Linked DNA regions of Homo sapiens: region 1 is linked to region 2. Evidence: read pairs that join two places in POLR2A ChIA-PET (ENCODE). Cell type or tissue: A673. All regions are shown on one strand.

What was found. Peaks named below come from ENCODE experiments on the same cell type or tissue, not always from the same donor. Only the 100,000 strongest peaks of a DNase experiment are listed, where the experiment ranks them.
Region 1: POLR2A ChIA-PET joins it to region 2 with 5 read pairs; 4 of 35 experiments call an interaction of 5 or more read pairs at or near these places.

The regions. Positions count from the first base shown.
Region 1 is chr22:50,361,625-50,364,124 of GRCh38, reverse strand. The region is part of intron 1 of PPP6R2 (protein phosphatase 6 regulatory subunit 2); the gene reads right to left. Among named protein-coding and RNA genes, the nearest start is that of PPP6R2, 20 kb to the right of the region's middle. In A673, no CTCF peak of the experiment used is centred here; no DNase peak of the experiment used is centred here.
Region 2 is chr22:50,292,642-50,295,141 of GRCh38, reverse strand. PLXNB2 (plexin B2) reads left to right here. Exons shown (of 37, transcript NM_012401.4): 2 at 364-423. Among named protein-coding and RNA genes, the nearest start is that of PLXNB2, 14 kb to the left of the region's middle. RefSeq lists an enhancer at 2,420-2,469. In A673, no CTCF peak of the experiment used is centred here; DNase peaks (open chromatin) are centred at 971, 1,301 and 1,521; H3K4me3 peaks cover 1,340 bases; H3K27ac peaks cover 2,500 bases.

The sequences.
Region 1 (2,500 bases), 69 kb before region 2:
AGGAGTTTGAGACCAGCCTGGTTAACATGGTGCAACCCCGTCTCTACTAAAAATACAAAAAAACTAGCCAGACGTGGTGGTGCATGCCTGTAATCCCAGCTACTCGGGAGGCTTAGGCAGGAGAATCGCCTGAACCCGGGAGGCAAAGGTTGCAGTGGGCCGAGATTGCGCCACTGTACTCCAGCCTGGGCGACAAGAGCAAAAACTCCGTCTCAAAAAAAAAAAAAAAAAGTTTGAAAATCTGTTACAGCAACTCCCTTCTTATTCTTTTTCACACTTGTCTTGGTTATTCTTCACCCTTTACTTTAAAATTTTCTAGTAAAATAAGTAAATGGAACCAAATTGATGAGGAAACAGCAGAGACTGGATCCTGAAACAAGTCCCCCTGGAGCACGCTGAATGGTCAGATGAGCCCAGCTCTAGTAGGACTCCAGGTCCGTCCGTAAGAGCAGAAGCAGGAGAGAGATTGAAAGGCTCATGAGCAGCAGCTGCGGACAGCGGAGCTGGCTTCTCCATTCTGCAGGTTGCCAGCTCCTGACTCTACCATATGCCCTCAAGAAGAAGAGCCAAGAAACACAGTGAAAAGGTGGAGAATCTTCCTCCGGAAAAAGCTTTGCATGAGCATTGGAAGCACTCAGGCCTAGGCTAACTCCAGACACCAGGAATATGAAAGGGAAAAAAAGGAAGCTTGCTCTACTCAGAGATGAACATACTAGAGCACTATAATTCTGAAGTAAAAGCCTTTCTTAACTGTGGCAATGGAGAAGTGCCCAGTCACCCGACTGCTGATTCTCCTGCCACATCCTAAAGCACAGATTGCAACTTAAAGGCCTGCAGAACAAGGCAAGATGCTAAGTGTAAGGAAGGAAGCTGGCGGAAAAGACAGCAGCAGAGTGAAGGCTGCAGCACAAGAGGGCATGGAAGGGAGCAGAGACAGGCCCACCCCAGCAATCACAGCCGTGCAAGGACACAGGGCACCAGCACATGTCTGCTTCTACAAGAAGTGACAAAAATCCACATTTTTTTTAAATCCCCACATCTTCATGTTTATAATTAACTTTTGAACACTATGTGGGCCAATAAAATGCAGGACAAGCTAAATACATCCTCAGGCCACCAGTGGCTAAGGAGCCAGTCTTCAATGACTGCTCTGCCAGAGAGCCAGCCACCTTCTTGCCCTCCACTGACCCGGTGTCTTCGTATGCTTAGGCGGCCAGAATACAACACCTTCAACAGCAGACAATTATTCCTCACAGTTCTGGGGCCTAGAAGTCCAAGGTCAAGGTGCTGGCCAATTAGGTTGCTGAGAAAGCCTGTCTTCCCTGCCCTTAGACCATTGCCTTCTCACTGTGTCCTCACAGCAGGGAGGGTGAGAGCAAGCTCTCTGGTGTATCTTTGTATGAGGGTGTCAGTCCCATCTTGAGAGCCCCACCTGGTGACCTCACGGAACCTAATTATCTCCTAAAGGCCTCCCTCCAAATACCACTAAATGGAACTTAGGATTTCAACATAGGAATCTGGGGTGGACACGACACAATTCAGTCCCTAGCACCCTGCCTGTCTTTGAGCCCTTCCACCAACTAAGGATGGCATGAGGCCTCCATGCAGAGCACGTGCTCTGCAACGGGAACACAGTAAGGACTCAGCGACGGGCTGAGAAGAGCTGACGTCGCTGCACATTCCAAGGTCTTCAAGCTCCCAAGGTAGCAATTCTCCTCCCAGCAGCGGAGGCCCAGCTGGTCTCCCACCAAAGTCTCAGAAAGGTGACTTTAACACACAGCCCCGAGAGATGGCTGTCAGGCCCACGCCAGGCTCAGAAGAGTATCCTCCTGGCTGTTACATAGGATGAAGGCTCAAGTGAAAACTGAAAACCTCCATCTGCTCAACACTAGCAACCATGGCAGCTCTCCCAGTTAAGGACAGAGATGGCCAGCATTATGAGGATGCACCTTCCTCATCACCAGTGCTAAGGGCCCTAGCCCCGACTCCTCCCCTTCCTGGAGCCCAATGCAGACCCTCCAGGCAGCCAGAGAACCTCTTGAGCCAGGGAGGCCTGGCCACATCAGGGCAGTCCCTGACCACAAAGGTCCAGGCATAAAGTCCAGTTTCCATCACTGAGCAGCTCTGGAACCTTGGGCAAGTGCCTGCTGCATGTGCACTGCAGGTAAAAGTGTTGACTCCAAGACAGAGAACAGTCATGACTGCCACCACTGCCCTAGGACAGTGACTAATACCAGATGCCTCCAAGGGGCCTAGAGAGAAAAACAATCAACTGCAGGAAACCAAAGGCCCACCACAGCAAGGCCCTAGTCCGCACCTACGCGCACCACAAGACAGACAGCGCACCTATGCTATATTTGTTGTCAATAATATAATCCTGGGAAAACAAGTACCAGAACAAAGAGTCAAAGGCAGACGAGCAGGGCATACTCTGGGTCCTGGGTCAAAGGAAGACAAGCAGGGCATACTCTGGGCTGAGACTGTTGAAGGAAAAATAGCT
Region 2 (2,500 bases):
TCACTGTGTTCACCAGGATGGTCTTGATCTCCTGACCTCGTGATCCTCCCGCCTCGGCCTCCCAAAGTGCTGGGATTACAGGCGGGAGCCACCGCACCCGGCCTCAGAAAGCAACTTTTATTTTAAGCAAAGTAATAGCCATACCTAGTTTAAACAGGCAGAAAGCCCCTGACAGAGGGGAGTGCCAGGAGCCCTGGAGGTGTCTGAGGAAGGGGCTGTGCAGGGGCCAGAGGGAAGCCAAAGGCCAGATGGGGTCCTGTGGGATGTTTCTTCCCCCAAGCCCCACCAGCATGGGACAGAGGTGGGGGGCTCCACAGCAGACCGGGCTCCTCTTGTGACCGGCGTCTCTCCTTTGCCTCCTAGAGAATCTCGATGCTGGCCTGGAGCAGAAACTGAGCTGGACCACTGGAGCCTCGGTGAGGGGTCTGTACCCCACCTGGGAAAGGCAGTGGGTGGCTGGGGCTATGTGGACAGGGAGGCCGGAGGTATCTAGAACTGCCATGTGGTGTCTGCAAGGCTCTGTCCAGCCAGGTTTCAACCGTACCTGTCACTCTGCCACCCTTCCCATGGCCTGGCCTGGATGGAAGTGGGGAGCTTCCCTGCCCATGGAGCCGCTGTGAGGCTCCCATGGTTCTCTGAGGCCAAGCTGTTGCTCAGGCCAAGCTTTTGCTCAGGTGGAGTGGTCTGCAGTGAGACTGTGGCACCGGGTTCTGGGACATCAGGGCTGGGAATTGGAGCGTTGGGGGTGTGGTGGGGGGGTGCCTGTGCAGACGCTTTGTGGGCAGCAGCAGCTGGAGTTGCTGTGGCCTGGTCTGGATGGAAGTGGGGAGCTTCCCTGCCCAGCAGCAGCCGGAGTTGCTGTGGCCTCTTGAAAGTGCCCCTCCGAGCTTCAGCCAGGAGGAAGGCACCAGAGGGCCCGAGGAAATCCCCGCCAGCCCCGTAAGTGGGGGTCCCAGGAGGGCTTCAAAACAGGAAGTGCCTGCTGCCCGCCCTCCCTCCTGTTCCAGGAACACAGGCAGCAGGAAGCGTAGCTGGCTGTGCCTGGCGCCTCCTGCGCCGCCGGAGCTTTGCTGCTGGTCCGGTGGGTTGCCCTTTGCTCCTGGGCCTGGGCAGGCAGGTCACCTGAGGCCTTGTTTGTCCAGGAACCAGAAGGCAGCTGCCACCTGTAGGGTGTCACCCCAGCCGCGCCTGCCACCCTGAAAAGCCTGGGCCTGTAGGACCCTGGGAGTCAGGCTTTCCCTGGTGGCACACGGTGGTGTTTATTGAGCACTTAGGGTGTGCCAGCCCCCGGCAGGGACAGGAGAGCCTTCTTCCTGTACCGGGGCCCCTACAGCCCTGGCGGGTGGGTGAGTGTCTTCCCTGGGTGGAAGCTGGGGGACGGCTGAGGGGTGGCTTGTGGGGGCCCAGAGCCATTGCTTTTCCTGGGGCTAGGGGCGCCGCAGGGTTCCCCAGGCTGCCCCACCACGGTCCGGGCCAGATCCGAGGGGACCGTGGGCCCCGCCCCCGCGCTGCCCCCGCATTCCCCTCCCAGCTGCGGGCGCATTCCATTCATTCCCGGGAGCTGCGCCTGGCTGAGGCTGCCTCTGCCACTGCCACCGAGCTGGGCCGGGTGAGCGAGCTGGGCCGGGTGAGCGGGGCTGGGAGGGGAGGGCAGCAGGCCTGGGCGCAGGGCCGAGGGGCCTGGACGTTGCCTGCCCCCGCTGGCGCCACTGGGTGCACTTAGAAGGCGGGGGCCTGCGGGACCTGCCCCCGGGTGGCTGTGGGTAGGGGAGGGGCGCGGCGGGGGTTGGGGAGCCTTCGGGCAGGCGCTGCTCCTCCCTGGTAGGGCCATGGGCTGTGGCTGTAGCCTACGGGCCTCTCCTGGAGGCCTGGGACTCCTGTGCCCTCCTCTCCTCTCCCCTGGACAGGCCACTGAGCCACAGCGGGGGACCCTGGCTGAGCTGGGCATAGAACCCCCTCCACCAGGATCATGCCCAGAGGTTCCCGTGGGCTTGTAGAATCTTCCTGTCTCTCACTAAAGCCAGCATCTTTTCCTGGCTGATCACCCCTATCCTGGTGAAGCCTGGGGTCCCATGGCCCTACCCAGCCTCTCTGCCACCAGTCGGCCAGGAACTCCCTAGCCTGTGGGTGGTCACCTCTCCCAGCGGCTGCTGTGCTCGTGGGCACCTGGGGGGCTCCAGGGGTTGGGCAGCAGCTGAGCACTGAACCCCCAGTGCAGGGAGGGAGTTCTGTGCCGGGCAGGAGCTGCCTGTCTAATGGGTGCACTCCCAGGGAGCAGGAAGGCCAGTGCAGCGCTGTCTCACTCATGCGGGCCCTGGGGTGGCTCAGATGTTGTCGGTCGGTTGCGTCTTGGTTACACCTCAAGAGATTTCAGGAAGCGTGCGGGCAATCAGAACGGGGGGTTGCCACGGGCAGGTGGAGGGCGGCTGTGCCAGTAAATGCAGCTTCACCCAAAGCCGAGGCTCGGGAGAAACACTTCCCCTGGCTACGGAGCAGCAGA